Linked DNA regions of Homo sapiens: region 1 is linked to region 2. Evidence: read pairs that join two places in POLR2A ChIA-PET (ENCODE). Cell type or tissue: GM12878. All regions are shown on one strand. Links, peaks and the distances in the headings refer to the core of each region. The heading gives the core; the rest is flanking DNA.

Region 1 (16,060 bases), core at 5,670-10,669, 440 kb before region 2:
CTAAGAAAAGGAAGAGACACCAGGGGTGGATGTACACAGAGGAAAGGCCATATGTAGGCACAGAAAGAAGGTGGCCGTCTGCAAGCCAGGAAGAGAGCCCTCACTGAAAACCAACTTTGACAGCACCTTGATTGCAGACATCCAGCCTCCAGAACTGTAAATAAATTTCTGTTATTTAAGCCACCTAGTCTGTGGTGTTCTGTCATGACAGCCCAAGTAGATTAATACACACCCCTACTGATATTGGGTTTGACCATGCAACTTGTTTTGGCCAATGATATGTTAGGAGGCATGATGCTTGCAAAGATTTTAATGTGCTTGGTAGATTTGACTCACCCTCCTATGAGAATTCTGTGATTCTCTGTGAGAAAGAGAGACCCAACTTGTGGCCTTGAACCCAACTTGTGGCCTGGAGCCAAGACTGGACCAGGCCCAGTCCGATCCTGGCCAGACCCTGGAGAGGCACAGCTGATCCACAGATCCATGAGAAAGAAAATGAATACAGAGGTTATAAGCCACTGAGATTTTGAGATTGTTTGTTATGGATTAAAAAAAAGAAACCCGAAAGCCGGGCGCGGTGGCTCACACCTGTAATCCCAGCACTTTGGGAGGCCGAGGTGGGCAGATGACCTGAGGTCAGGAGTTCGACACCAGCCTGACCAATATGATGAAACCCCACCTCTACTAAAAATACAAAAATTATCCGGACATGGTGGCATGCACCTGTAATCCCAGCTACTCAGGAGGCTGAGGCAGGAGAATCACTTGAACCTGGGAGGTGGAGGTTACAGTGAGCCGAGATCACGCCATTGCACTCCAGCCTGGGCAACAAGAGCGAAACTCCATCTCAAAAAAAAAAAAAAAACACCCAAAAACTGACTAATAATCTATGAGTTGAGATACTATTGTTATCCCACACTTTATCAGCGAGGCAGTTTAGGCATGGAGAGGTTAAGTGACTTGCCCAAGGTCACACAGCTGGTGAGTGCTATATCCAGGACACAAACCCAGGCAGTCTGGCTCCAGCGTTCATGCTTACAACTGGTTCTTGTATGAGCAGAGTTCTTCACCATTCATTGATCCAGTGATTTAATGAATTCATTCTTCGGCTTGTTAGTTCATCAAACATTTACACGAAGTAGTTTCCCCCATTAATTTCTCTCATAACATCCCCATCTTTTTCTTCTTAGCATTTATCAATGGTTGTCATGTCTAGGAATCTATTTCTATGCTGGTGGATCTGCCCTCTGGTTAGAGTTTATGCTCTAGGAGGGCAGGGACTGTATCGTTTTTGTTCCCACAGTATATCCATCAGTAGCAGTCCATAACTGCTTGTTGAATAAAACAGAGTTAGTTGTTAAATGCCAGCCCTGGCTACATATTGGGAACACAGCAATAAGGCATGTTATCTGTCTGGAGGGCGGGTGGAGGAGCGGACAGGCATCTGATCCCCAAACATCATGCTAAGGAGCTTGGCCTTTACTTGCAGGGCATGGGGAGCGGTCAGTTGCAGGTTCCTGGATGTGTCTGAGCTGACACCACAGGCACTTTTTTTAGGTTGTGTAAAGAGTATTTATACTTCGGAAAAGGGTGCCCGGCAAAAGTCCTGTCCAGCTCTGAGACTTGCTGATTGCTCTGAGTAGGGTGCCCAGAGCAGGAGGCAGACAGAAGTGGAGAAGGAACTGGGTGGCTGTAGCAGAATTTATGTGAGCTGGGGCAGAGGCGGGGGTCGTTGGCAGCAAAGGGAAGAAGCCAGTAGGGCAGATATTGAAAAGAAAGACGACATGAGCCTACCGAAAAAGTAGGAGGTGCGAAGGAGAGAGGGCTGCGCCAGAGGGGCATCCAAATTTAAGCAAGAGGTTGCCCGGAATGCCCCGAGCACCGCATCTGGCCCAGGGCAGAGGAATTGCTCAATACATGGTCATTGTTGTTGGGGTTGTGGATGATTCAGTGGAAGACTGTAGCTGCTGAGGTCTGGACATGAGGATCGGGATTCAACAGCAAATGACTGGAGTGTGCATTTCAGAGCTCTGGACTGGGAAGGAGGTGGCGTGGGTCTAACTACCGGAAGATCAGTAGACGCATCGCTGTCATCTAGCTATTTATTTTATTTTATTTATTTATTTATTTATTTTGAGATGGAGTCTCACTCTGTCGCCCAGGCTGGAGTGCAGTGGCTCAATCTCGGCTCACTGCAAGCTCCGCCTCCCGGGTTCACACCATTCTCCTGCCTCAGCCTCCCGAGTAGCTGGGACTACAGGCGCACGCCACCATGCCCAGCTAATTTTTTGTATTTTTAGAAGAGACGGGGTTTCACCGTGTTAGCCAGGATGGTCTCGATCTCCTGACCTTGTGATCTGCCCTCCTCGGTCTCCCAAAGTGCTGGGATTACAGGCGTGAGCCACTGCACCTGGCTTATTTTATTTTATTGTGACAAAATATACATAGCATAAAATTTACCATTTTAACCATTCTTAAGTGTACAATTCAGTGGCGTTTAATACATACACACTGTCGTGCAGCCATCACCACCATCCAGTTCCAGAACTTTTTCATCACCAGACAGAAACTCCATTCCTCTTAAGCAATCACCGCTCATTACCGGGTGGAATTGATGGGTAACTATGTTTTGCCATCAATTTGCTGTGTGCGTTTGGTGAAGTCACTTCCACTCTCAGAAGCTAGTTCTTTCCTTATAACTTTAAAATGGAGGTTTCTTTTGATTTTGCTAGGCTGAAAAAGCTAGGTGGACGGATGATGTCTCTGAAAGATAAAAACGTTGAGTGCGTGTGGAGGGCCGAGTCAGCCTGAGGGGGTGGGGGGAGAGGAATGGTGACAAAAGAGGAGCTGGCAAAGGAAACAGATGAAGAGTGGGGTGAGAAGGAAGAACATCTTCTTTGGGATTGGGAGAAAGGTTAGGAAAAGGGGGAAGAAGAGAAAAAGAAGAGGCTGACACAAAGGAATGCTCAAAACCAGGCTGTTAATGTGATTTCATGAGATGAGGTTGGGATCCAGCATAAAATCCAGGGTGACAGCCAGTGGCCTCAACCTCTCCGGAGCAGGAATCATGTGGCAGGAACGGAGGGCACCAGCTGCCTGTGAGGGCGGGCTGGGGACTGGACAGGAGGCTGGGACAGATGTAGCTGGGTGTGCCAGGGTCAAATTAGGAGAAATAAAAGGACTGCTAAGCTAGCCTGTCATTATTGAACTCACGGTAAAGAAAATGTATTTCTTTTCTTTTTTTTTTCTTTTTCTTTTTCTTTTTTTGACACAGAGTCTCTCTCTGTCTTCCAGGCTGGAGTGCAGTGGCATGATCTCGGCTCATTGCAACCTCTGCCTCCCGGGTTCAAGTGATTCTCCTGCCTCAGTCTCCCGAGTAGCTGGGATTACAGGTGTGTATCACCATGACTGGATAATTTTTGTATTTTTAGTAGAGATGGGGTTTCACCATGTTGGCCAGGCTGGTCTTGAACTCCTGACCTCAGGTGATCTGCTCACTTTGGTCTCCCAAAGTGCTGGGATTATAGGCGTGAGCCACTGAGCCTGGCCACTTTTTCTTTTTTTTTTTTTTGAGATGGGGTCTGGCTCTGTCACCCAGGCTGGAGTGCAGTGGCATGCTCTTGGCTCACTGCAACCTCTGCCTCCCAGGCTCAAGCGATCTTCCCACCTCAGCCTCCCAAGTAGTTGGGACTACTGGTGTGCACCACCATGCCCGGCTAATTTTTTTTTTTTTTTTTGGTAGAGATGGGGGTTCAACCTGTTGCCCAGGCTGTTCTCAAACTCCTGGGCTAAGAGATCTGCCGGACTTGGCCTCCCAAAGTGCTGGGATTATAGGTGTGAGCCATCGTGCCCAGCAAGAAAACATATGTCAAAGGGAAATTGACACGGTAACGAATGTGTATACTGCTTTATTTACACACACCCTATCTGGTTCCACATGAAATTTACAGGTTTGTTTTATTTTTATTTTTGAGACAGAGTCTCGCTCTCATCACCAGGCCGGAGTGCAATGGTGCGATCTTGGCTCACTGCAACCTCCAACTCCCGGGTTCAAGCAATTCTCCTACCTCAGCCTCCTGAGTAGCTGGGATTACAGGCACGTGCCACCATGCCCAGCTAATTTTTGTTTGGCATCAGTTAATGAATGCTTACATTTTGGGTTGAGAAAAGATCAATGTAAATAGGTAGCATGCAATAACCCTCTTTTGTGAATGTGTTTAATAACAGCTTTTATTTCTTGAGCAGCTCTTCTGCAGCTGACCTGGTGATAGCTCAATTACACTTCCCACCAATCTGAATAGGGTTGGTTGTCTTTTTTTTTTTTTTGGTCACTCTTTATATATTATCCCTTTTTACAGATGAGAAAATGGAGTCTTGGAAGGCAAAGTGACACCATGCTGGAAGAAGAGCAGAGAGGAATTGGAACCCACTCAGGACCTTGGAAATCTTCATCTTTCTGGAAGGGCCAACCAGGCATTCATCCTTGGCCTCCACTGGCTCCTTCTCTGTCTCCAAAGATTTTAAATAACGTGGCAGGCAAGGCTGCCTGAAGGCTGGGACAAGCGATGGTCCCTGGGCTCCTCCCCAGAGCTCGACTTCTCCTACGCTGGAGCTGTCTCCACAGGCCCCCCTGTGTACAGTGCAGGATTGGAAGGAGCACTGGACGGGGAGTCAGTGGAGCAGATGTGAGTAGCAGCCCCAGGCCTGCCTGCTGGGTGATCCTGACACAGGCGGTTGCATTTTCTGATCCTCAACAGGCTCGTTGTGAATGGATGCTGATACCTCCCTGGCAGGGCTGCTGCAGGGATCAGGCCAGACTTGAATGTGAAAGGGCTCTGAATAGCCGAGTCCAGGGTGGGTGAGGGAAGGTAGCATCGGCAACCTGCGGGTGGGCCCTGGCCACACTGACGGAGGAATTGTCTCCCTGTTATCCTGCTCACTCTCTGTGGGGTTTTCAGAGGAAGCAGAGTCCCTCAGCTTCAAGCCAGATCTGGGATTCCAAAGACCCACAAGGGAGGCCCAAGCAGGGAAGGTTATGGGAGGATTCTGGAGAAGAGGGTGCAGGGGGCAAAGCCTCTGCCAAGCAGCTCCTCCCCTGTGCATGCGTGTGTGTGGATGGGTGCGTGGAGTGTGTGGTGTGTGTGTGGATGTGTGTGTGTGTATGAAATGTGTGTGGATGTGTGTGTGTGGTGTGTATGAATGAGTGTGGTGTGTGTGTATGGGTGTGGTGTGTATGGATGTGTGTGTGTGGTGTGTGGATGGGTGTGTGTGTGGATGGATGTGTGTGTGTATGTGTGTGTGGTGTGTGTATGAGTCTGGTGTGCATGTGGATGGATGTGTGTGAATGTGTGTGTGGTGTGTGTGTGAATGAGTGTGGTGTGTGTAGAGTGAGTGGTGTGTGTAGAGTGAGTGGTGTGTGTGTAGTGTGTGCGTGTGGATGGGTGTGGTGTGTATGTATGGATGGGTGTGTGTGGTGTGTGTGGATGGGTGTGGTGTGTGGATGGATGTGTGTGGTGTGTTGTGTGTTGTGTGTGTTGTGTGGATGGGTGTGTGTGCTGTCTTGTGTGTTGTGTGGTGTGTTGTGTGCTATGTGGATGGGTGTGTGTGGTGTGTTGTGTGTTGTGTGGTGTGTGTGGTGTGTGGGTGTGTGTGGTGTGTTGTGTGTTGTGTGGTGTGTTGTGTGCTGTGTGGATGGGTGTGTGTGATGTGTGTGGTGTAGTGTGTGGTGTGTGTGTGGTGTGTGTGGTGTGTTGTGTGGTGTGTTGTGTGCTGTGTGGATGGGTGTGTGTGGTGTGAGTGGTGTGTGGTGTGGTGTGTGGTGTGTGATGTGTGTGGTGTGTTGTGTGTTGTGTGGTGTGTGGATGGGTGTGTGTGGTGTGTTGTGTGGTGTGTTGTGTGCTGTGTGGATGGGTGTGTGTGGTGTGGTGAGTGGTATGTGGTGTGGTGTGTTGTGTGTTGTGTGGTGTGTGTGGTGTGTGGATGGGTGTGTGTGGTGTTTTGTGTGTTGTGTGGTGTGTGTGGTGTGTGGTGTGGTGTGTGGTGTGTGGTGTGTGTGGGAGTGCTCTCTGGCCAGGTGCAATCTCCTTCCTGTTCAGCTCCTGGGGCTGCTGCTACTCTTAGTTCAAAAGACTTTTTATCCCTGGCAAGGACAATTATTGGGGTCACGGTGACCTGCCTGTTTCAGCGCCTGCTTGGGCTTGTTTCGTTTGGCCTAAGACAAAAGCTTGAACTCTGGAACTGCCCAGAGGGGCGAGGGGTGCAAATTCCCTCTGCCTGACCTAACTGCAGTGTTCACAGGACTGACTCATTGTCCCCCCGGGTCAGGACAGGAGTGACATTCAAAAGAACTCATAAGCAGTTTGGCCAGGTACTGATCACTCCGAATGGATTCTGTGCTTGAGGAATCCACCAAAGGCCTTTTTGGTTTGTTTTCCCAGAAGCCCATCAGTCACCATCTGGGGAGGACAAGGAGGGAGCAGGGCTGATCCAAGGAGCTCTGGGGCAGATGGACTGTCCCTGTCACGGCTTCTTTTACTGGTAGTAATGACTCCCACTGGTTGAGTATGCAGGCGCCACTTTGCTCCATGCCAGGTACCATCCATGCCTGCACTTTCTTTTTCTTTTTGTTTTTTGAGATGGAGTCCCGCTGTGTTGCCCAGGCTGGAGTGCAGTGGCGAGATCTTGACTCACTGCAACCTCCACCTCCTGGGTTCAAGTGATGCTCCTGCCTCAGTCTCCTGAGTAGCTCGGATTACAGGCATGCACCACCATGCCCGGCTAATTTTTGTATTTTTAATAGAGATGGGTTTCACCGTGTTGGTCAGGATGGTCTCGATCTCCTGACCTCATGATCCGCCCACCTTGGCCTTCCAAAGTGCTGGGATTACAGGCGTGAGCCACCGCACTTGGCCCATGCCAGCACTTTCTAGGTATAATCTCACTTGATCCCATCCGGCTCTTTGAGGCAGGCTATATGATCATGCCCATTTTGCAAATCAGGGAGCTGAGCCTGAGGAGCTGGGGTCCTTGCCCAGTCACACAGCCAGTAACAGCAAGAGTTCTGATTTACCCCTAGCTGGTCTGGATTCTCTTGGTCCCCTTATACACCTGTTCCCTGCTGGGGGAAGTCAGCTGGGGGCGTGGAGACTGCCTTGGAAGGTGGCTGCTGCAGCCCCCCAGACCTCCGGCAATAGAATTCCCTATAATTCGGTTATAAATCATGTTCCTAACTAAGCCAGCTCTGAAGGTCACCGGTAATCAAACTGTCAGCAGGCCATCTTCAGCGGCTGCCGTGGTCAGGGCCCTGAGCCAGGAGAGCCCAGGGAATCAAGCTTCCAGCCCGCACCTTTACAAGTGGGTAAGAGGCTGGAAATGGGAACAGGTTAAGAGGGCTTGGGGCTGGGGCCGAGTGACAGCTGCACTTCTGACTTCAAGATAATGAGGAGGAGAGAAGCTCCAGCCTCGCTTCTGAGCTATCTCGGTCCTTCCTGTTGTTGGTAGCATTGAACCTCCTGATCCGTGGAAGGTGGCTGCTTGCAAAGTTCTGATGACATCACATGGATGTGTGTTGGCCGGGTATTCCCTGGGGAATGAGCTTAGCGCGGAAGCAGAAGAGTTGCATTTTCTAAACCACCAGCTAAGTGGCAGGTGCGTACACATCATCCTGTGTAATCCCTAAGCTTGTCCCATGTGGTAGCAAGTTCCTTTTATTATCTCCATCTCCTGGAGGCTCAGATTGGCAAAGGGGACAGAGCTTGCAAGCATTCAGGTTGGCATTCAGGCTTACATCTGGGTTTTTTCCTTTTAATTCTTTTTTTTTTTTTTTTTTTTTTTTTTTGAGACAGAGTCTCACTCTGTTGTCCAGGCTGGAGTGTAGTGGCGCGATCTCAGCTCACAGCAACCTCTGCCTCCCGGGTTGAATTATCCTGCCTCAGCCTCCCGAGTAGCTAGGATTACAGGCATGTGCCACCACATCCGGCTAATTTTTGTATTTTTAGTAGAGACGGGGTTTCACCTTGTTGGCCAGCCTGGTCTCGAACTCCTGACCTCAAGTGATCTGCCCACCTCGGCCTCCCAAAGTGCTGGGATTACAGGCGTAAGCCACTGCACCTGGCCTTCTTTTGACTCTTACCAGTATTTTCCAATTTTGACATTTTGAAATAATGCTGGGAAATGCTGGTTAAACCAAGAGAAACAAGATTCCTGTCCGCATGACTTTTCAGAGCCTTTAATAAATTGGATCACGATTCTTCATGCACAGAGAGATGGGATGCCAGGGTGGAGGCCTTGGAGGCTCTGGCAGAGAGGAGATTAGTACTCCATTCCTACCCCAGTTCTGCAGGGGAGCATGGCTGGCTTGCTCTTGAAGCCCTGGCCCCCCTCATCTGGATGCAGCCTACAGTGGGGTGAGCTGAGGCCTGGCTCCACACACCTCACAGGAACTCCTAGAAGAAGGGAGGCTGTCAGGTACCCCTGACCTCTTTCCTGAGCTGTTCAGGACTCGCTGGCTCACTCGGGGCAGGTGAATCCCGCTAACCCACCAACTGGCCTCACTTCTCCCTTCCACGGAGTAATAGCAGCCTCCACCTCCCAGGTCCATCTGTGCACTTGAACCCCTGGATTTCAGGCCCGGTGTTCCTCAGAGATGGCTGCTCCTTATGTGCCCTGGGCCTGGGCTGATAAACCAGAACCCATGGGTACCTCCCAACTCACTCCCTTTTGCTGCCAACTAAATTAGCTCCTGTGGGCATTCCTCCACCCCCAGCCCAAGAACAAACAGCAAATTAATGAAACAGATGGGCTCTGTCTGCTCTGCTGGCTCTCAGCACTCCCATATTCAGGGCAGGGCTGAGACTGGACTAAATCATTTCTCCTTTGCTCCTGGGCACACAGCTAGACTACATTGCTAGCCTCCCTTGTAGACAGCGACCTTGGGCCACTTGGCTGAGTTCTGGCCAGCGGAATGTGGGTAGAAGTGATGACTGGCGTGCCCACACCTGGCCTGTGACACCTCCTACGCAACATCCCGTCTGCCGCCCTGTTTTCTGCCAGCCGAATGAAGAGGATCCAACAGAGAACTCCGAGGCCCTAGGAGACTGGGGAGGACAAGTTGGAAGGAAGCTTTATTTGTTATTTTATTAAAATTATTATTATTATTATTTCAAGACAGGGTCCTGCACTGTTGCCCAGGCTGGAGTGCAGTGGTACAATTACAGTTCGTTGTAGCCTCCGACTCCTGGGCTCAAGTGATCCTCCGGCTTCAGCCTCTTGAGTAGCTGGGACTATAGGTGCATGCCACCACATCTAGCTAATTTAAAAAATACCCTGTAGAGTGAGCATCTCCCTATGTTGCCCAGGCTGGTCTCAATCCTGGCCTCAAGGATCCTGCTGCTTCAGCCTCCAGAGTGCCGGGATGACAGGTGTGAGCCACCGCACCCAGCCTAGAAGGAATCTTTAGAGAGTGAAAGACCTGGGTGGAAATCCCAGCTCAACCCCTCAAAGCTGTGTGATCCTGGGCAGGTCACTTACCTCTCTGAGCTCAGTTTCCTCGTCTATAGATAGAGGATAATGATAGTGCCATCCTTGTAAAGTTGTTTTGAGAATCAAATAGGATTCTTTGATTTGAAACAGCTCTGAAAGTTCATCGGAGCCCCAGGGCTCCCTGCAGTATTGTCTGGGCCCTTTGTAGCCACCGCATCACAGTTCAATTTCTCCCTCTGTCTAATTCTGCTCTTTTTCTCCTTTTCAGAAATCCCTACCGCTGAGTTCTGGTGGAAGGCAGTTAGTATTGGAAGAGGTCATGGGAAGCAGATTTTTCAATGGGATTTTTGAGTTGCGTTACTTGCTGGGTCCAGCAATGAGGCCCCCATCCCTGGGAGGTAGGGGTCTGTTGTGCTATAGCAGGGCAGTTGTTAAAACTCTCAGTCATGGTGAACTGGGATGGAAAATCCACAGAAGGGAATGCATTGGCAGATATATCTCAGCCATTTGAGAGATTTGGGGGAAGTAATCATTATAAAAACTGTGGAGTCAGATAGTGATTGCTGGCCAGGCACAGTGGCTCACCCCTCTGTAATTCCAGCACTTTGTGAGGCCACGATGGGAGGATCATTTGAGGGCAGAAGTTCAAGACCAGCCTGGGCAACCTAGCAAGATCCTGCCTCTACAAAAAAACGCAACCCAACCCAAACCAACTAAACAAACGAAAAACCATCCAAGAATGCCTGAAGACATTTCTGTTGTCATAATTGTGGGGGAGGGGGATGGCATGGCTATTGGTACCCAGGAGGTAGAGGTCAGCGATGCTGTTAAAAATCCTATGATGCGACCGGGCGCGGTGGCTCACGCCTGTAATCCCAACACTTTGGGAGGCCGAGGCAAGCAGATCACCTGCGGTCAGGAGTTCGAGACCAGCCTGGCCAACATGGCTAAATCCCATCTCTACTAAAAATACAAAAATTAACTGGGCATAGTGGCGGGTGCCTGTCATCCCAGCACTTTGGGAGACCAAGCTGGGTGGATCACCTGAGGTCAAGAGTTGGAGACCAGCCTGGCCAACATGGTGAAACCCCATCTCTACCAAAAATACAAAAATTAGCTGGGCATGGTGGCGGGTGCCTGTAATCCCAGCTACTCAGGAGGCTGAGGCAGGGAGAATCACTTGAACCCGGGAAGCAGAGGTTGCAGTGAGCCAAGACTGTGCCACTGCACTCCAGCCTGGATGACAGAGGGAAACGCTGTCTCAAAAAAAAAAAAAAAAAAAAATCCTACAGCTCCTACGACAAAGAATTATGTGGCCCAAAATGTGAATAGTGCCAAGGTGGTGGCGTGCATCTGTAGTCCCAGCTACTTGGGAGGCTGAGGAAAGAGGATCGCTTGAGCCCAAGAAGTCAAGTTTGCAGTGGGTGGTGAGCATACCACTGCACTCCAGCCTGAGTGACAGAGCAAGACCCTGTCTCAAAAAATAAAAGTAAAAAAGGGAAAAAAAAACCAGATAGTGATTGCTGGGGGCCTTCAGTGCATTGGAAGAAGACCATGTAAAGCTGGGGTGATTAATCACCGATTTAAGTGAGGTGTGAGATCCAGAGGCCCTCCTTGGCAGCATATATCAAGAGACTCTCATCTTCTGCAGCTCGCAGACAGAAAAACCTGAGGATCGGGCCCACAACTTAATTATAAGTGGAGCTACAGAGAAGGCTGAATTCTCGACTCTGGCAAGTCTGCTAGTCCAAGGTCAGAGCCTTGATTGGAAAGAGGGATGCTCATTTATGACATACGGATGGGGACATCTGGGTTGTTGCACTTGAAAATCTTGAATCCCTAAATTCTCTGAAACCCTCTGGGCCTGCAGGGTGGTTCACTCCTTGTTAAAGGCAAGCAAAACCCTCCCTTGCTTGAAGCTGATGCAGAGTCCTCTGGCTTGCCAGACTATCTGTGCTGCCTCCTTTTCTGTCCCCCAGACCAGTATCTTCAGTCAAGTTACAACAGAATTCAGTTATACCACGAGAATAAAGGGATGACAGAGAGGCTGCAGGACCCAGCCAACGTTCACTGGCAGACATCAGAAGAGGATGGATGGGACTGGATCACGAGGGTGCTGGGATCAAAGGCAATGGAGGAGGGAGTCGGGTAGGGAGAGTTCAGCAACGTGGGAGCCACCTCCAAGGATACAGGATTTAACCGCCTGGCAAAGACCCCAGGAGATGGTGCTAACTCACTGTTAGGATGGCTCTTGGAGGCTTGGAAAAAGCAAGGGCTCATACTAGGTGAACTAGAAGTGCCAGAACTTCTGTGGCAGATGGTGGAAGACGGGATCAAAAGACTCAGATAAGCTGGGCGAGGTGGCTCATGCCTATAATCTCAGCACTTTGGGAAGCAGAGGTGGGAGAATCACTTGAGCCCAGGAGTTTGAGACCAGCCTGGGCAACATGGCGAGACCCCCGTCTCTACAAAAAATAATTAGTTGTGCATTGTAGCATGCACCTGTAGTCCTAGCTACTAGGGAGGCTGAAGTGGGAGGATAGCTTGAGCCCTGGAGATGGAGGTTGCAGTGAGTGCAGTGAGGTGATATCACGCCACCGCACTCCAGCCTGGGCTACAGAGCAAGCCTCTGTTAAAAAAAAAAAAAAGCCTTAGGGAAGTGGGTGTGCTAGGATGGATAACTACATAAAGCCAGAAAAGTGACTTGCTAACTGTGTTCTTTGGGAAAGCCTAGAGGACTGCCCATTTACCATGCACGGGGGAGAGGGCTGAGGACATGGTTGTAGCGCTCAAGGGTGCTGTTCTCTGTAAACCAAGGCTGACAGGAGGAGGTGCTGTGACAGACCGGGCTCCCTGAGAGCAATAAGGAAGATGGGATCCTGAAAGAATAGAGGCTCAGTGGTGGAACTTAAACATAACAGGCAAGGTGGGCAGAATTATCGTAATGAGCAGCAAGGCCAGAGTGGCAAGCAGGGAGCCTGCAGAGAGCTATAGAAATGGCTCCTAGAACACGGTGTTCCCAGGGACAAGATAGACAGGCAGCCAAAAAGAGTACTAAGTAATTTTTTTTTGAGATGGAGTTTCACTCTTGTTGCCCAGGCTGGAGTGCAATGATGCCATCTTGGCTCACCGCAACCTCCACCTCCCAAGTTCAAGCAATTCTCCTGCCTCAGCCCCTTGAGCAGCTGGGATTACAGGCTTGTGCCACCACCCCCGGCTAATTAAATATTTTTAGTAGAGATGGGGTTTCTCCATGTTGGTCAGGCTAGTCTCTAACTCTCGACCTCAGGTGATCCACCCGCCTCAGCCTCCGAAAGTGCTGGGATTACAGGCGTGAGCCACTGCGCCTGGCAAGTATTATGTAATTTACACAGCCAAAAGAATTCAAGGATGGCTGAAGCTGCTGCCCTAGCAAAAGCCCACAATCCCTTACTGAGCTAGAGTTCAGGCCCAGAACCCATTTAATGAAGGAGAGACTTGATCCCCAAGAAGCAGCAGCCTGCAACACACGGCAAATGTACATGGTAGTGGTTACCCCATTCCTCTTCAAAAGAACCTGCAGCCATTTGTTTGAGTTACTGTACCCTGGTGAAAGGAACAACCAGACATTTCTAAGATTACTGGCTACAAGATTCAAGGGTTCAAGATGGGCCGGGCACGGTGGCTCACGCCTGTAATCCCAGCACTTTGGGAGGCTGAGGCAGATGGATCACGAGGTCAGGAGATCGAGACCATCCTGGCTAACATGGTGAAACCCCATCTTTACTAAAAATACAAAAAAATTAGCCAGGTGTGGTGGCTCATGCCTGTAATCCCAGCACTTTGGGAGGCCGAGGCAGACAGATCACGAGGTCAGGAGATGGAGACCATCCTGGCTAACATGGTGAAACCCTGTCTCTACTAAAAATACAAAAAATTAGCCGGGCATGGTGGTGGGCGCCTGTAGTCCCAGCTACTCGGGAGGCTGAAGCAGGAGAATGGTGTGAACCCGGGAGGTGGAGCTTGCAGTGAGCCAAGATCGCACCACTGCACTCCAGCCTGGGCAACAGAGTGAGACTCCGTGTCAAAAAACAAAAAACAAAAAGGGTTCAACATGACGTGTTGATATGTAGGGATCTGAAGTGTCATCATCGCCTCCTGTTAGGGTAGGAGCAGATGGGACCCAGAATATCAATAGAATCCTGGTCTGAGCTTTGACCACAGTAGATACACTGAATCCATGAACCCACCCAGTTCCCTAGTTCCAGAATTTGTAATTGGGATGGGCACACATGATTGGCAGAATTCATACTCTCTTCCTTGCCCTTTGGTCTAAAAGCTATGTGGTGAAGCCCAGATGGAAGTCTCTGAAACTATCCCCCATCCTGATCAAGTAACAAACAAAACAAACAAACCCAGCATTACCGTTTAGGGGAAATGGCAGAAATTAGCATCACTTTTAAAGACCCAAGATGCATGAGTGGTGATCCTCATCCCATCCTTATCCAATTCACTAGCTTGGTCCTTACAACAACATAACAACAAAGAAATTCAGATGAATTCTAGCAGATGAGAGTGGACTTTCTTTTTTTCTTTTCTTTTTCTTTTTTTTTTTTTTCTTTTGAGACAGAGTCTCGCTTTGTCACCCAGGCTGGAATGCAGTGGCACCATTTCTGCTCACTGCAACCTCCGCCTCCAGGATTCAAGTGATTCTCCTGCCTCAGCCTTCTGAGTAGCTGGGACTACAAGCATGTGCCACCATGCCCAGCTAATTTTTGTATTTTTAGTAGAGACAAGGTTTTGCCGGGTTGACCAGGCTGGTCTCGAACTCCTGATCCCAAGTGATCTGCCCACCTCAGCCTCCCAAGGTGCTGGGATTACAGGTGCGAGCCACCGCGCCGGGCTGAGAGTAGACTTTCATTAGTACAACCAAGCAGTAGTCTCACCTGCAGCTGCGGTGCTACATAGAGTGTCTCTGCTAGGGTAGATTAACACAGCCTTAGGGACACAGCGTGTGGCTGTTGATCTGGCAAGTGGCTTCTTCTTCCATTTCTAGTAGGAGGGGTAGTTGGAAGCAGTTTGCAATCCCGTAGGATGGAGAACAGCATTCACCTACAGTTCTGCCCATGTGTGTGCTAACTTGGCCACTCTCTGTCATAATATAGTATGAAACTGGTTCTCCACTGGGCCATTTGGCAATGTCTGGAGACATTTCTGATTGACACAACTGGGAGGGGACATGCTATTGGCATCTAGTGGGTAGAGGTCAGAGATACTGCTAAACATCTTCCAATGCATGGGACAGCCCCTACAACAAAGAATTATCTGGTCCAAAGTGTGAATAGTGCCAAGGTGGAGAAACTTTAGACTACAGGGATCCAGAACATCCCATCATTCCACAGAACATCACACTGATCCATTATTATTATTATTATTGAGACAGGCTCTCTTTTTTACCCAGGCTGGAGTGCAGTGGTGTGAACACAGCTCAGTGCAGCCTTGACCTTCTGGGCTCAAGCAATCCTCCCACCTCAGCCTCCTGAGGGACTATAGGCGTGTGCCATCATGCCGGGCTAATTTTTTATTTTTTGTAGAGACAGGGTCTTGCTATGTTGTCCAGGCTGGTCTCAAACTCCTGGGCTCAAGCAATCCTTTCACTTCGCCTCCCAAAGTGTTAGGATTACAGGCATGAGCCACTGCGCCCAGTCCACACTGGTCCGTGATATCAATAAGACACATTGGCCCATTATATCAATGACATCACGTTAATTAGTCTGGATGGGCAAGAAGTGGCAAGTGATTTGGAAGCCTTGATAGGACAGACATGCTTCGGAAGGTGGGGACTCCCTATCAGTGAAATTTTTAGTACAGTGGTTTGGTTTGGGGCACGCCAGGACATCTCCTCCAAAGGAAACCACAAGTTGTTGCATCTTGCACCTCCCACACATCAGAAGGAAACAAAACATCTTATAGGCCTTTTTTGGGTTCTTTAAGCAATATATTCCACACTTGACAAATACTGCTGCAACCCATTTTGCCAAGTGCCAAGGATGGCTGCCAGCACTGAGAGGGGCCCAAGGCAGGAGAGGGTTCTGCAGCAGCTCCAGGCTGTGGTACAAGCAAGTCCCACGTCTGGAGTCATGTGACCCAGCAGACGTTGATAACAGACATATCTGTGGTGAGAAAAGACGCTACGAGTTTATGGCAAGTCCCAATAGGAGAATAACAACATAGATCCCTAGAGTTCTGGAACAAGGCCATGCCATCTGTAGTGGAAAATCATGCATTATTCGAAAAATAGCTTTAGTGTGCTTCTGGGTCTTGATAGCGGTGGAGCGTCTGCTCAGCCTGGTACAGACAGCTTCGACATGACACCCTGTGAGCATGGAGAGTCATCCCCCAGAACACAGAGCACACCCCAAATGAATGACCATACTATTCTATGGTGTTGTGTCTGCAGTAGGTAAAACACGTGGTCTGGAAGCTAAGGGGTGAAAGTAACAGAGCCATCACTCACTGTCATCCTCAGTGACTCATTTAGGAAATTCATTTCCTGTCCCTGAAACTTTAAGCTTTGTGCGTCTGAAGATCTGCTCTGGTT
Region 2 (16,060 bases), core at 2,657-7,656:
TAATGTTCTTTTGATATTGGTCATTGATATTTCTCAACCATCTTCAAGAATGAGCTTCTTGAGAGCACTTGCTTTGTGTAAGAACAAATTCAGGCACTTAAACAGAAAAGTCTGGATTTTATTTATTCAATAAATAAATCAACTTGACACAAAAAGTATAATAAAGAGGGGAGTGAGTGGGACAGGTTAAAATAGTTGATTTAGTGGAATCTCATTTTTGTTATTTAAAACACGTGTTAAAAGCATGTGTATAAAAACGTGGGTAAGGATGTAGAAGGATATTTAGTAAGGTATTAATAGTCATATTTTAATGAATGGAGTTATAGGGTTTTCTCTACCTTGATAGTCAGTCAACTAGAAAACCCTTCTGTTGAATATCTTTCTAAAAAGTGCCCCTTCTTCCTGTCTCAGGAAGAGTTCATTGCACATATTTGACTCTTTATTTGATAAATTTAGGGTCTTACAAAATGTTAGAATCCCATTTTGACATCCATTCTCATTATAGGTGGTTTGAAAAATGGTAACTTTCTGTGAGATGTGCCATTGCAAACAGGAATGTTTTCATGCAGGTCACACAGTCTATTTATATTGTACCTTTGAATTAGAAAGAGGCACACTCAGAACGTAAGACTTAGAATTAAAGGCCTCCCCCACTGGCCATAGCAGCACCCCTAGCTCACAACCAGTTGAAGGTGGTTTTGGTGTGAACACTAAGATGCCCCTTCCTGGTTGAATTGGGGCTGGTTCAGCCCCCACCTCCCTCCCGGCCAGGTGCCATTTTGCTCGTAACCCCCTGTAACAGCCCTGCAAGACACAGATAACATTTTATTTTTTTAAAAAGTTGTTAGTCCCCTAAACCAAAGAGCAACATATACTGCAGAAATAAAAAGTTAGTCATAGCAAAGGAGAAGTAACAGTATCTGGTTTTAATAATAGCTCATATATTCCATTGGTACATATTTACAAAGGGCCAAACTCAACTAATTTATTTAAAAAAAAAAGAAGCGTGGCACAGTGGCTCACGCCTATATGCTCAGCACTTTGGGAGGCCAAGGCAGGAGGATCGCTTAAAGCCAGGAGTTCAAGACCATCCTGGGCAATAAAGTGAGACTTTGTTCCTACAAAAAAATTTGTTCAAAATTAGCAGGGGGCCGGGTGCAGTGGCCCACACCTGTTACCCCCACACTTTAGGAGGCTGAGGCAGGTGGATCACTTGAGCCCAGGACTTCATACCAGCCTGGGCAACATGGCGAGACTCCATCTCAACAACAAATACGAAAAAATTAACGAGGTGTGGTGGCTAACCTGTGGTCCCCCCTACTCAGGAGATCGAAGCAGGTGAATTGCTTGAGCCCAGGAGACGGAGGTTGCAGAGAGCTGTGATCACGCCACTGCACTCCAGCCTGGGTGACAGAGCGAGACCCTGACAAAAAAAAAAGGGATTCTGGTGTTCTAGCGTTGCGGTTGTTTCTAAATGCCCTTCTTAGCAGTTTTATTGCACTATAATTGGCATACTATTCAGTTCACCCATGTAGAGTGTACAATTCAATGGGGTTTTAAAAATTAGTATATTCACAGAGTTGTACAACCATTCCTACAGTCAATTTTTTTTTTTTTTTGAGACGGAGTTTCGCTCTTGTTGCCCAGGCAAGAGTGCAATGTTGTGATCTCAGCTCACTGCAACCTCTGCCTCCCGGGTTCAAGTGATTCTCCTGCCTCAGCCTCCCAAGTAGCTGGGATTACAGGCGTCTGCCACCACACCCGGCTAATTTTGTATTTTTAGTAGAGACGAGGCTTCTCCATGTTGGTCAGGCTGGTCTTGAACTCCTGGCCTCGGGTGATCCGCCCGCCTTGGCCTCCCAAAGTGCTGGGATTACAGACGTGAGCCACTGCGCCCAGCTAATTCCTACAGTCAATTTTAGAATATTTTCATCACCTGAGAGGAAACCCTGCACTCATTAGCAGCCACTGCCTGTTCTCCTTGCCCCTGACTCCAGGCAACCAGTGATCTCCTTTCTGTCTATTTGCCTATTCTAGATATCTAAAAACCTTCTAAATGTTTACGGAACCATATCATTATTAGATGGAACCATCAATGAAGTACTTGACCAGTAATTTCCATACATATTTTGGATGAAGGCAAGGGTATTGTTTCTCCTCTGCTCTCAGGCACCACTCGCGGAACACTGCTAACACCGATATGTGGAGGTTGTTTCCCCACTACTCAGGAGGCTGAGGTGGGAGGATGGCTTAAGCCCAGGAGTTGGAGGTTGCAGTGAACCGAGATTATGCCACTGCACTCCATGCTGGGTGACAGAGAAAGACCCCATCTCAAAAAAAAAAAGTAGTAGGTTGTCACCTGCATTTCTCAGCAGCTGGCAGTGAATTGAAGGTTCACAGGACTCCCTCCTTGAGTTTGGTTAACTTGCTAGAGCGGGTCAGAAAACACAGAAATGCTACTTACATTTGCTAGTTTATTAATAAAGGATATCATAAAGGATACAGAAGAACAGCCAGATGGAGAGATTCAAGGAACGTGGGAGGGGGCACGGAGCTTTCATGCCCTCTCCAGGCACGCTACCCTCCAGGAACCTCCAAACGGTTCAGCTGTCTGGAAGCTCTCTGAACCTTGTCATTTTGGAGTTTTATGGAAGCTTTTTTATGCAGTCATGATTGATTACATCACCAGCCCTTGGTGATCAGCTTAACCTTCAGCTTCGGTCTCCTCCCTGGAGGGATGGGTGTCCCACCCCGCTAATCCTGCCTTGGTCTTTCTGGTGACCAGCCCCTTTTCTGAAGCCATCTAAGGGCCCCCAGCCGCCACTCATCTCATTAGCAAACAAAAGATACCACGGCTCAAAAAAAAAAAAAGACAAAGTATGTTTGTGTGTGTGTGTGTGTGTGTGTGTGTGTGTGTGTGTGTGTGTGTGTATTGTTGGGGCTCAGAAAATGATACCTGGAAATATGGTGCTTTGATATGCTGAACTCTCCACCCTCACACTTTGTCTCTCCCAAAGCACAGGATGAGGCTCTTCTCTGCCGTTCCCTTATCTACCTAGAAACTGGACCTACCAGAGAGGAACACAGTTGTCTTTGATCCCTTTCCTGAAATGTCATTAACCAGGGAACATTAAAACTCATCTTACAGAGGAGACTGAAGACCAAACAACATACCTAGAGCCTGGACAAACTGTCCCAACCGTTGTTTGTTCACTGTCCCATACAATTTCCAAAGAGAATCATTCACAAGATGATATCTGCTTCCCAGATCCATTCATTCCCCACTAAGAATTATTTCCTCCCACATCCCTATCTCCCCTTCCCCTGTGAAGAAGAGTATAGAAGCGTCTGTACCTCGCTGGCATTATTGGGTAATCATTCTGCAGTTCCCCTGTGCAATGCATGTTAAATAAGTGGATGCCTTTGCTCCCATTAATCTGCCTTTTGTCGGTTCACTTTCAGCAGACCTTTAGAGAGTGAAAGGGGAAGCTTTTCCTCTTGGCCGCTACAATACATATGTAGGTGCATATATGTTTAATCACTTATGGATGAGTCTAGTTTCTAAAAGTACTTTTTTCATCACTGTGTTTCTTTTCTGATCAGTAAAAAAGATTTTTTTTTTTTTTTTGAGACCGAGTCTCACTCTGTCGCCTAGGCTGGAGTGCAGTAGCACAATCTCGGCTCACTGCAGCCTCTGCCTCCTGGGTTCAAGCGATTCTCCTGCCTCAGCCACCCTAGTAGCTGGGATTACAAGTGTGTGCCACCACACCCACCTAATTTGTGTATTTTTGGTAGAGACGGGGTTTCGCCATGTTGGCCGGGCTGGTCTCAAACTCTTGGCCTCAAGTGATCCACCTATCTCGGCCTCCCAAACTGCTGGAATTACAGACGTGAGCCATCACGCCCAGCCGATCATTTTTTAAAATATAAAAAAGCACACCATTTGTGCTATGAGAATTTCAGACAACACCCAGAAACAAATATCTCCTTAAGCACTACCTCACGGATGTTTTCCCATTATGAATGCTGACGTACAAATAATCCTAATTTTGTTTAATCAAAAAGGGATATTATACTTTTAATTCTCCATCCTGCTTTATTTTTATTTTTTAATTGCATCTTGCTCTTTTGCTGAATAATTTTTGGAGATTTTCCATATCTTTCTATATAGACTTAACTATAATCATTTTATTGGTGTATAGTTTACTATATTTGGATGTATAATTGATTTACTCAGTCACTTGTTGGTACTCCAGGACTCATAAAAAAAGAATTTGGACTAACTCTAGGTAGTCATATAGATAGAATAAATTGTCACTCATCACATGTGTTTGGCTGACTTGAAACTATTGTCTGGGAGTGTGGCTGCCACCCAGCCAATGTCCAGCTGATGTGGGTAGGAACAGGTTGTGGGAAGGAGAGCTGATGGCCGACCATTATTTTTCTTTGTTGCCAAACTGCTGCGTCTTTTTTTTTTTTTTTTTTGAGAGTGTCTCACTTTGTTGCCCAGGCTGGAGTGCAGTGGCATGATCTTGGCTGGCTCACTGCAACCTCCGCCTCCTAGGTTCAAGCAGCTCTCCTGCCCTAGCCTCCCGAGTAGCTGGGATTACAGGCGTGCTCCACCACTCCCAGCTAACTTGTATTTTTAGTAGAGATGGGGTTTCACCATCTTGCCTAGGCTGGTCTCGAACTTCTGGCCTCAAGTGATCCTCCTGCCTCAGCCTCCCAAAGTGCTGGGATTACAGGTGTGAGCCACTGCACCCAGCCCAGACTGCTGCTTCTCTAACAAGACAACTAAAATGATTTCCTTTGAATTGTTTCTCTAAATGTCTGTGGCATACCTGCAAGTTGCTTGCAGGATTTCTGTGTTTTGTGATGCATGTTGTAAAGGATGCTGCTTCAGATGTAGAAGTTTTAGGAGCCGAGAGCCAAGCTGAATCTGTGCCTCTTCCTAACATAAAGTGGAAGTTGGCCAGGCGCAGTGGCTCATGCCTGTAATCCCAGCACTTTGGGAGGCTGAGGAGGGCGGATCACGAGGTCAGGAGATCGAGACCATCCTGGCTAACACGGTGAAATCCCGTCTCTACTAAAAATACAAAAAAATTAGCCGGGCGTGTTGGCAGGCGCCTGTAGTCCCAGCTACTCAGGAGGCTGAGGCAGGAGAATGGTGTGAACCCGGGAGGCGGAGCTTGCAGTGAGCTGAGATTGCGCCACTGCACTCCAGCCTGGGCGACAGAGCGAGACTCCGTCTCAAAAAAAAAAAAAAAAAAGTGGAAGTTGCTTTTAAAAATACTTTCCATGTTAGTTTGTCTTGTGACTAACCTCATTTCCATAGACACTAACTACAAAAGATAATTATAACTAATTGACATTCTAAATTAATTTGGTTCTGGCTAACTGAAACTTTTGTTCATATCTAATGGAGTAAGTTTCATAAGGCTGATGATAGCTGAAGGTCTTTAAATATTTTGCCAAAACAGGAAGTTTAAAAATAGGTAATTTAAAACTTCTCCTAAAGCATGAAGTATGAACCTAAAGCAACACCACTCAAATTTTAATGTGCATCTGAGTCATCTGGGGCTGCAGGGCTGCAGGAGTCTAAGATTCTGCATTTTGTTTTTGTGTTTGTTTTTGAAACGGAGTCTCGCTGTGTCACCCAGGCTGGAGTGCAGTGGTGCGATCTCGGCTCACCACAACCTCCACCTCCCAGGTTCCAGTGATTCTCCTGCCTCAGCCTCCAAAGTAGCTGGGACTACAGGTGCGCGCCACCATGCCTGGCTAATTTTGTATTTTTAGTAGAGACAGGGTTTCACCATGTTGGCTAGACTGGTCTTGAACTCCTGACCTCAGGTGATCCACCTGCCTTGACCTCCCAAAGTGCTGGGATTATAGGCATGAGCCACCGCACCCAGCCAGATTCTGCATTTTGAACCAGCTCCTCCTGGGTGCTGCAGGTACCACTGCTCTGCCCATCCACACGTTGAGTAGCAGGAACCCAGAGGTTTGTCCCTTTGCAGGTCTTCTCACCTGACATGACCTTTTGACTCAACTTTGCCTCTTTTCAGAGTTTGGATTATGATCGCTGTATCAATGACCCTTACCTGGAAGTTTTGGAGACCATGGATAATAAGGTGGGTCTTACAATTCTTCATCTCTGGGGATCAAATCAGTCTTAACATGGCATTTTTTTTCTCTTCTAAAGGCCCCAGTAAACATCTTTACACCTTGTTTTTTGAACCTTTTCATGCGATACAGGCAGACCTCACTTTATGCGCTTTGCTTTATTTCACCTCGCAGGTACTGCAGGTTTTACAAACTGGAGGTTGGTGGCAACCCTGTGTTGAGCAAGGTGCCATTTTTCCAATAGCATGCATTTTGTTTGCATTTTTTAGCCATAAAGTATTTTTTAATTAAGGTAGGTACATTTTTGTAGGCATAATGCTATTACACACTTTATAGACCTCAGTATAGTGTAAACATCACTTTTATATGCACTGGGTAACCAAAACACTCGTGTGACTCACTTTATTGTGATATTTGCTTTATTGTGGTGGTCTAGAACCAAACCCATGCTATCTGCAAGGTAGGCCTATGTTGGCATTTATTCCCTAGGCCTTTATCCTGCCAACCAGAGTTCCCCCTGTCAGTGCACCTTGCCCAGCCTCTTAAGAGTCCATCATTTTTGCACTGTAAAGCACCTGAAATCCCAACATCATCTTTACTGTGCCTGCTCTCCACGTGGAATTTAGCTTAAAACTGGTTGGCCAAGATGTATTTCTTCCCCTCTGCCACCATAACCCTGTAAACTGAATCATTCTTTTCCTGTGTGAACAGAAAGGTCGAAGATATGAGGCGGTGAAGTGGATGGTGGTGTTTGCCATTGGAGTCTGCACTGGCCTGGTGAGGAGGCAGGGCCTGGAGGGATGGTGGGCCATAGGGCTGGAGGGGCTTACAGGGAAAGCCCTGGCCTGGTGAATAACATTGTCATTTGTCATTATAACATTTATAACATTATAATGCAATAACACTTGTCATTATAATCAAGAGTGCCTTTTCTTTTTTCCCTTTTTTTTTTTTAAATGAATAATCCTGGCACAGTTTTTCACACTTCCCCTGCTTTTGCTTTGTGAAATGAAAGCGAGACACATGACAATGGTGCTCTTGAAGCGCTCAAAGGTTTGGGCAGGACTTTATCTTTTATGATATGATTATGGATCATAATCTCTAATCTACCTAGTAAACTAGATGTCTCCCTAATGGGTAGATAATGCATTGGGTAGAGTAAATAATGGAAGTTAAAGTTACTTTTTTTTTTCTTTTAATTTAAATAGAGACAGGGTCTCGCTTTGTCACCCTGGCTGGAGCACAGTGGCGTAATCACAGTTCACTGCAGCCTCGACCTTCTGGGCTTGGGTGATCCTCCTACCTCAGCCTCCCGAGTGGTTAGGACTCTAGGCAGGCATGAGATCGCTCTTTAGGGAAAAAGCGAAGTCGTGGGTACGGAACTGTGAACATCGTGCCCTTCATTTAGCACAGCGTGCCAGTGAACAGGGTGGCACACCATAGCTATTGATCTCATGCAGGGAGTTTATGGTGCTATCCTGGGCTCCTCCCCGTACGTCGTTAATGTTATCTAGAAGATAGAGCCAGCAGCTGTGAGTGAAGGGATATGCCCGTATGAACAGAGTTGGTGGAGGCAGCAACTTCACAGGTGAATCAAAGACAAGGCAAGATTGGAAACATGGCCAAAGATGAGGATAGCAAAAAGTCTGGAACCAAAACTGCCGACTTCACATTGTTAAATATGAGGAAGAGAAGCTGGAAAAATCAGCATCAGTCAAAAAGATCCATGTCAAATCTGATTCCGGTCAGTACAGTGTTGGGATAGGGTATCTGTCCTCAGTAACAGCCTGTTGACCACCTTTATCTTGAACTGGCCACAAGCCTCCTACTTAATTTGACATGATATGCCTAGAAAATGTACACATGTGTTCGGTATAATATAGCCACAGGGGCCAACCACAATTTTTATTTTCATGGCATGCATCAAATTTTTACTATAGTAAATCCACAAGTAAAGGAACATCTTACTAGGTAAGACTGATGGCATTCAGAAGCCCTCTTCAGTGATATTCTGATGGATACCATTTTGGGGAAACTTGGGTTGATTTATTGTTTTATTTAAATCTCAGGGTGTTGGGCCAGGGACGGTGGCTCACACCTGTAATCCCAGCATTTTGAGAGGCCGAGACAGGAGGACTGCTTGAGCCCAGGAGTTTGAGACCAGCCTGGGCAACGTAGGGAGACCCTGTCTCCTTAAAAATAAAAAAAAAATTAAAAAAAAGAAATCTCAGGGTATTTATTTTGCTATATATGTTTCTGGTTGCAGATTTCTCTATAATAAGCATAGTCCTTAGGCCTCTAGTTGTTAGTGTTTGTGCTACTTTTATATCAAACTCTTTGGAGCTGCCACTTGTCAGTACTACAGGTTGAGTGTTCCTTATCAGAAAATCCAAAATGCTCCAAAATCCAAAACTTTTTGAATGCTGACACGATTCTCAGGAAATACTCATTGGCGCATTCAGATTTTGGATTTCAAATTTTTGGATTTGGGATGTTTAATCAGTATAATGTAGATATTCGAAAAAAAAATCTGAAATCCAAAACACTTCTGGTCCCAAGCATTTCAGATAAGTGTTACTCAAGCTGAAGCAACTTTACCTCCTACCTTTGTATTTTAGGAAGGCACACCTGCCTTTATGACATAGCACTCCCAACTCTTGTCCATTGATGTGTGGCCACTTTATGGCTTCAGTATCAAAAAGCCTCCAGGCATTGGCTTGAGGGAAGGCCAGAGTTAAAGGCAAGAAGCTTTGATCCTGAATCCATAAAATTAGAAGTCTTTCTAGTTCTCCTTTAAGCCCTGAGCACTTTGGAGAGTGGAATACTGGAATTTGGTTGTTTTCTCTACCCAGAGTAACTATGGACTATAAGATGGTTATAAGTCAAGCCTGGCACAGTGGGGTGTGCCTGTAATCCCAGCTACCTGGGAGGCTGAGGCAGGAGGATCTCTTAAACCCTGGAGTTCAAGGCCAGCCTAGGCAATATAGCAAGACCCCATCTCAAAAAAAGATGATTTCAAGTCAAAATAATGACTTACAAAATAGAACCTGCTAATAAGGAACATGCAAAAAGCACATACACCTAAATGAATGTTGTGTTTTAAAGCAAGCTTGTCCAACCCATGGCCCAACACAGATTCATATACCTTTTAAAAACATTTATGAGATTTTTCTGAGTTTTTCTTTTCTTAGCTCATCAGCTGTCATTAGTGTATTTTATGTGTGGCCAAAGACAATTCTTCTTCCAGTGTGGTCCAGGGAAGCCAAAAGAGTAGACACCCCTGTGTCAGTAGTCTTTCTTGGTCTCACATCTTTTTCTGCACCTGCTTCCCTCTTTGTTTTCCGTTGCTTCACTCAACTTAGCTGTACTCTCTGCCTTTGTTCTTTGGAGGGGCAGTGGGACTGGGCTGGAGAAGGGATCTCCTCCTTCTGCGCTTTTCTGCTGTGCATTCACGTACTGCTGGCTGGTGAGCAGCCTCCGTATGTGCAGTGGGGGAGGAGATGCCTTCAAGAGGAGCACACCTGTACTATACTTGTGCTACACTTGGAAATAAGGCTGTGTGACAGATCTCTTGCTCTTCACAGGTGGGTCTCTTTGTGGACTTTTTTGTGCGACTCTTCACCCAACTCAAGTTCGGAGTGGTACAGACATGTATCCTTTTCACGGTTCCTGGTGTTCGTGGACTTCAGTGGTCACCAAGATTCTTTCTTACATAGAAATGGGTCTAACAGTAAGCATAGTATTAGAAGGGCCGCTTATTAGCTATTCAGCTTTAATATTTCTAATGATCACTGAAGGACACAAAAGAAGGACTTTAATAAGCAAAGACATATACCTATGTTTGTGGTTGATAAGATTACAGATGCCGCAAAGATGCCTGTACTCCCTAATCTGTAAATTTAATGTAGTTCCAATCAAAATTCCAATAGAATTTGTTGTGGAACTCAGAAATTCTTTGTAAATTTGTGTAGAAGAGTAAAGGGCCAAAAGCAGTCAGTATAGTTCTAAATGACAAGAAGGTGGACTTGACCCTGTCAGATATCAAGTCTTATAAAATTAACAAGTTTGGGGAGTTAGGGAAAAAAAAGTCATAAAATTTAAGATACAGTCATTGAAATTGGTCATATTGGTGCAGGAATACCTAGACAGTGGAAAATGATAGAGAAGCAGAAGCTGGTCCTCACATACATGGAACTTTGGTGAATGACAGTTAATATTACAAATCAGTGAGGGAGTGATGAATGATTTAATAAAAGACGCTGTGTTATTTAATAAATAAAAGATACACATCTCTGTAGTCCCAGCTACTTAGGAGGTGAGCCCAGGAGTTTGAGGCTGTAATGCACCATGACTGTGCCTGGGCAGCATAGCAAGACCCTGTCTTAAAAAAAATGATGCTGGGACATGGGTGATCCATATGGAAAAATAGTTATATTCCTATTTCATACTATAAATAAGATAAATTCCAGATGAAGATGTAAATATGCAGAACAAAACTTCGGGAGACTATATGTTGTCAAGAGTGGGGAATAATTTCTTAAAACTCCAGAAGGCACAGACTATAAGAAAAAACATCAATGGGGCCGGACACAGTGGCTCACGCCTGTAATCCCAGCATTTTGGGAGGCAGAGGCAGGCGGATCACAAGGTCAGGAGATTGAGACCATCCTGGCTAACACGGTGAAACCCCGTCTCTACTAAAAATACAAAAAAATTAGCTGGGCGTGGCGGTGTGCGCCTGTAGTCCCAGATGCTGGGGAGGCTGAGGCAGGAGAATGGCATGAACCTGGGAGGCGGAGCTTGCAGTAAGCCAAGATCACGCCACTGCACTCCAGCCTGGGTGACAGAGCAAGACTCCGTCTCAAAAACAAACAAACAAAAACATCAATGGCTGGGTGCAGTGGCTCATGCCTGTAATCTCAGGACTTTGGGAGGCCGAGGCAGGCAGATCACCTGAGGTCAGGAGTTCAAGGCCAGCCTGGCTAACATGACAAAACCCCATCTCTACTAAAAGTACAAAAAATTAGCTGGGCATGGTGGCGGGTGCCTGTAATCCCAGCTACTTGGAAGGCTGAGGTGGGAGAATCGCTTGAACCCGGGAGACAGAGGCTGCAGTGAGCCGAGATCGCGCCATTGCACTCCAGCCTGGGCAATGAGAGCAAAACTGTCTCAAAAAACAACAACAAAAAAAAAAAACAAACAAAATCAATAAATTTGACCACATCAAAGTACATATTGTATTTATAAAGACAAAAACTCCAAATAACAACAATAAAACACCATAAATAAAGTGAAAACAAGTCCACAGCCTGAGAGAGGTTATTTACTATGCATTTAAGAGGCAGATAATTAGTATCCAGAATACAGGAAGAGGCTGGGCGCGGTGGCTGACGCCTGTAATCCCAGCACTTTGGGAGGCCGAGGCAGGCGGATCACTTGAGGTCAGGAGTTCAAGACCAGCCTGGCCAACATGGTGAAACCCTGTCTCTACTAAAAATACAAATTGAGCTGAGTGTGGTGGTGTGCACCTTTAGTCCAGATACTTGGGAGGCAGAGGCAGGAGAATCACTTGAACCCAGGAGGCGGAGGTTGCAGTGAGCCGAGATTGCAACACTGTACTCCAGCCTGGGTGACAGAATGAGACTCTGATTCAGAACAAATAATACAGGAAGAACTCCTGCAACTCAATCAGAAAAACAACAGATGGTCCAATGGAAGGAAAACGAGCAAAGGATGTGAACTGGAATTCTCAAAAGAGAAAAACTGGCCAGTAAACCTCTAGAAAAAGGAAGGTGCACATTCCTGTGACTCATACATTCCTCTTAGAAATTTGAACCGTAGACATGTACAAAGGTGGTAATTATAGCTTTATGATAGCAAAAAGCTGGAGTCACCAAATGGGAGAATGGAAAAATTATGGTACATTCATATGGTATCATTTTAGACATCATGTCATTTCTGTAGATTGTAAAATAAAAATTTTAGACAAGTGAAAGTGAACGAACCACAGAGTTGTGTGTATCAACATGGCTAATTCTCAAAGACTTAATGTTGAGAAAAAAAGAGCAAGTTACAGAATATACAAGTGCCGTGTACAACAGTGTGGACACTTTTGAAATACACACAATAATTTCAGGTTAGTGGTTTCTCCCAGGGGAGAGAGGAAGGAAAACTGTTTTTTTTTTTGTTTTGTTTTGTTTCTTAAAATGGTACTGAATGTTTTCTTTTTTAAAAATACCTGGAGCATATATGGCATGTTGTTGAGATTTGTTAAAGCTACAGTTGTGAGGGTATGGGTATTCGTTACTTTTTGTAATGTTTGAAGTATTTCCTAATGTCAAAGGCATCTCAAACAATTTTTTCTTTTTTTTAAGAGATGAGGCCTCACACTGTTGCCTAGGCTGGAATGCAGTGGTGCAATGACAGCTCACTGCAGCCTCAGCCTCCCAGGCTCAAGCGATCCTCCCACCTCAGCTTCTTGAGTAGCTGGGACCATAGGCATATACCTTTTGTACTTTTTGTAGCGACATGGTCTCACTACATTGCCCAGGCTGGCCTCCAACTCTTAGGCTCAAGTGATCCTCCTGCCTCAGCCTCCCAAAGTGTTGGGATTACAGGCATGAGCCATTGCACCCAGTCATCTCAGGCAGTTTTTAAAAAATTTTTATATATAGAGAAAAAGTGCACTCAGCAGCCAGCATGATCCAAAGGAGAAGCAGCTGCACCCTCTCAAGTGATGACGGGGACACCCCTCGGCTGATGAACAAGTTTCCTTAACCCAGTTTCCGCAGCGGTGGAGGAGTGCAGCCAGAAAGGCTGCCTCGCTCTGTCTCTCCTTGAACTCCTGGGTTTTAACCTCACCTTTGTCTTCCTGGCAAGCCTCCTTGTTCTCATTGAGGTGAGGTGGTTTGGATTCACCTGCTCGCTTAGGAGGTTTTAGAGTCCCGCACTCCTTTTCCCCACCTCCTTCCAGAATGTCAGGAAACTGAGAATGCAGATTCCTGCAGAAAGTGGCCTCTTGTTCACTAAAGGTAAAGGTTTCACCTCTGGTGAGATTAAAGAAGAAAGGCCTCCCAGGTGATGCTCATTCACAGGGAACTTGTACAGATTCTGGGGGGAGGAAAAAAGGGGGAAAGGGCTGAAAACAAAACTGTTGGGTGCCATGCGCACTACCTGGGTGACAGGATCATTCATGTCCCAAACCTCAGCATCATGCAATATACCCTCGTAACATACCTGTACATGCAATCCCTGAACCTAAAATAAAAGTGGAAATTATTTTTCTTTAAAAAGTGCAAGTCTGGCCACTTTGGGAGGCCAAGGCGGGCAGATCACCTAAGATCGGGAGTTTGAGACCATTCTGACCAGTGTAGAGAAACCCTGTCTCTAGTAAAAATACAAAATTAGCCGGTAAAAATACAAAATTAGCCGGGCGTGGTGGCGCATGCCTGTAATCCCAGCTACTCGGGCGACTGAGGCAGGGGAATTGCTGGAACCCAGAAGGCGGAGGTTGCAATGAGTGGAGATTGTGCCATTGCACTCCAGCCTGGGCAACAAGAGTGAAACTCTACCTCAAAAAAAAAAAAGAAAAAAAAGTGCAAGTCCTCCCATTGCCCCTCAGACCTCCTGAGTCAGATCCTCTGGAGTGGGGCCCAGCAGCTGTGGTTCTGCAAGCCCTCCAGGTGACGCTCACGCTGCTAATGAAGGTGGCCAGCTCTCCCTCTTCCGCCGCCCAGATTGTTGAGGGTAAGCCAGAGAACCAATGGATTTCGAGTTATGGGTGTGCCTGCTCTCCTCCATCAGCCGGTGGCAGCAGGTTCCGGGATACCCGAGGTCAAATGCTATCTGAATGGCGTAAAGGTGCCAGGAATCGTCCGTCTCCGGACCCTGCTCTGCAAGGTCCTTGGAGTGCTGTTCAGTGTGGCTGGAGGTAAGAAGGGTCCAACTTGTATCCTTCAAATACTCAAAGGGCAGAGACGACAAGAAGCATGATGTATTTCAGTTATTAGATTTGGACTGCAGGGCCCAGCCTCAAACAGCTGATGTCTGCACTTTTTGTTGATGGGCTGTTTTTAAATGCAGACACTGTTCGTATGTTACCATTCAGATACCTGACAAACACACTCTTCAGTTTTGGGATTTGGAATTTAGCTTGTGGAATTAGCTTTTGTCAAAATTAGCAAGCTTTTTGTGTCAACAGCCAGATAGTAAATATTTAAGGCTTTGTGGGCCAAGAATCAGAATGGAAGCTCTTATGTAGATGTTTATGTAACTATTTACATGTGTGCATTTAAGAACGTAAAAGCCAGTCTTAGTTCTCAGGCCGTGTAAAACCAGGAGGGAGCTGGTGGTCTGGGCTCACAGGCTCTCATTTGCTGACACACAATTTAGAATGTAGAGTGTTTTCTCTTCTAGCAAGACTTGAAATGGAGCTTATTTGGTGGGAATTTGGCTCTTTCTCTTATAAAGTCTTAGGATCATCTCTGTTCAGTTGTCACGAGGAAGGTTTTTGTAGCCAAGGTCTCCTGACCCAGGGGCGTTTCTGCACTGACTGTTGGTCTTTCCTTTTTCACCCTGCCCAGGGCTCTTCGTGGAGAAGGAAGGCCCCATGATCCACAGTGGTTCGGTGGTGGGAGCTGGCCTCCCTCAGGTAAGATGGGCTGAGAGGGTGTGGGCCTCTGGGCAGGCCTAGTGGGAGGTCTGGTTACACTGGGCCAAATCCATTGGGACACCCTGACATCACATTGGAACCTGGTGCCATTCTGGCTTCACGTGTAAACCATGTGTCTATCTCTCAGGAAAGGGCATAACTTATACTTGGAAGTTTTAATGATGCCCTACCGAGCCCTAGGAGCAAAAATGAGACATAGAGAAAAACTGTGACGTGGCGGATGAAAGTCACTGGGTGCTTCCATAGCCATCACCAGGCGCCTCTATATAGGGTGGCTGGGTGGATCATCTCAGTGCTGCCAGATCCAAGAGGCTCGAAGCATCGACTGACATGGTTTTAGGCACAGTTCCGTGCTGATTCTAGTTGGCGTGGTACAGTCATAATAACTGCTGCTAATTATGGTCTGTGTGCCAGACGCCATGTATACTAACTGCTTTCTCCTTATAGCCACCTTCAATGATTCGTTGTTATTATTACCCCCATCCTCAGATGGGGAAACTGAGGCTTAGAGAGGTTGAGGTACTAGCTCGAGACCTCAAAGCTCCCATTCTTGGGGGCTACTCCAGATCCCTGGCTGCTGTTGGAGAAGTCTCAGTTCCCTGTGAACTGTCACTCTTAGTCATTTCCCTCTCCAGTCCTGAGAAGAGGGAGTTATTGTGGTTGGGAGTCTCTGAGGTGAAGGAGGGAAGATTCTTTCGTCCAGAGCTCGTCTTTTGGTCTCTCTCCTGCTACTGCCTTGAGCACCAGATCTGGCAGAAGTGAGCCAAGGGGTGGAAGGCCAGGCGTGGAGTGGGCATCAGTGTGCACCTTTGTGGGGCAGACAGAGGACAGGCTCTGGGCCCTTCTCTTCCTGGCGCTGCTGAGCAGAGCAGACTCGGTCTTCTGCAACAGCTTCCGCGTCCCCTTCCCTCAGCTCAGCCATTTGCCTTTATTCTTTCAGACTTGTTGACTCTGCACAAAATGGGATTTCAGAAGGTCCTAGAAACACGAGGGCAGGAAAAATAAGCTCCTCCCAAGGGTGGGGGGTAATCTCCTTTTTTCCCAAGTTTTTTTATTTTCATTTTTTGAGACGGAGTCTCACTCTGTTGCCCAGGCTGGAGTGCGATGGTGCCATCTCTGCTCACTACAGCCTCCGCCTCCTGGGTTCAAGCGATTCTCCTGGCTCAGCCTCCTGAGTAGCTGGGATTACAGGCATATGTCACCACGCCTGGCTAAATTTTGTATTTTTAGTAGAGACAGGGTTTTGCCACGTTGGCCAGGTTGGTC

The links. Peaks named below come from ENCODE experiments on the same cell type or tissue, not always from the same donor. Only the 100,000 strongest peaks of a DNase experiment are listed, where the experiment ranks them.
Region 1: POLR2A ChIA-PET joins it to region 2 with 13 read pairs; 1 of 35 experiments calls an interaction of 5 or more read pairs at or near these places.

Annotation. Positions count from the first base shown.
Region 1 is chr1:11,368,395-11,384,454 of GRCh38, forward strand. LOC105376740 (a long non-coding RNA gene) reads left to right here and starts at 3,295. Exons shown (of 4, transcript XR_946959.3): 1 at 3,295-3,392; 2 at 4,359-4,685; 3 at 7,501-7,647; 4 at 8,893-9,142. RefSeq lists enhancers at 4,264-4,765, 4,766-5,265. In GM12878, for the core only: no CTCF peak of the experiment used is centred there; a DNase peak (open chromatin) is centred at 7,578.
Region 2 is chr1:11,809,781-11,825,840 of GRCh38, forward strand. CLCN6 (chloride voltage-gated channel 6) reads left to right here. Exons shown (of 23, transcript NM_001286.5): 3 at 6,066-6,131; 4 at 6,835-6,900; 5 at 9,708-9,774; 6 at 12,915-13,021; 7 at 13,927-14,053; 8 at 14,706-14,773. Among named protein-coding and RNA genes, the nearest start is that of CLCN6, 12 kb to the left of the region's middle. In GM12878, for the core only: no CTCF peak of the experiment used is centred there; a DNase peak (open chromatin) is centred at 5,396; H3K4me3 peaks cover 1,125 bases; H3K27ac peaks cover 1,895 bases.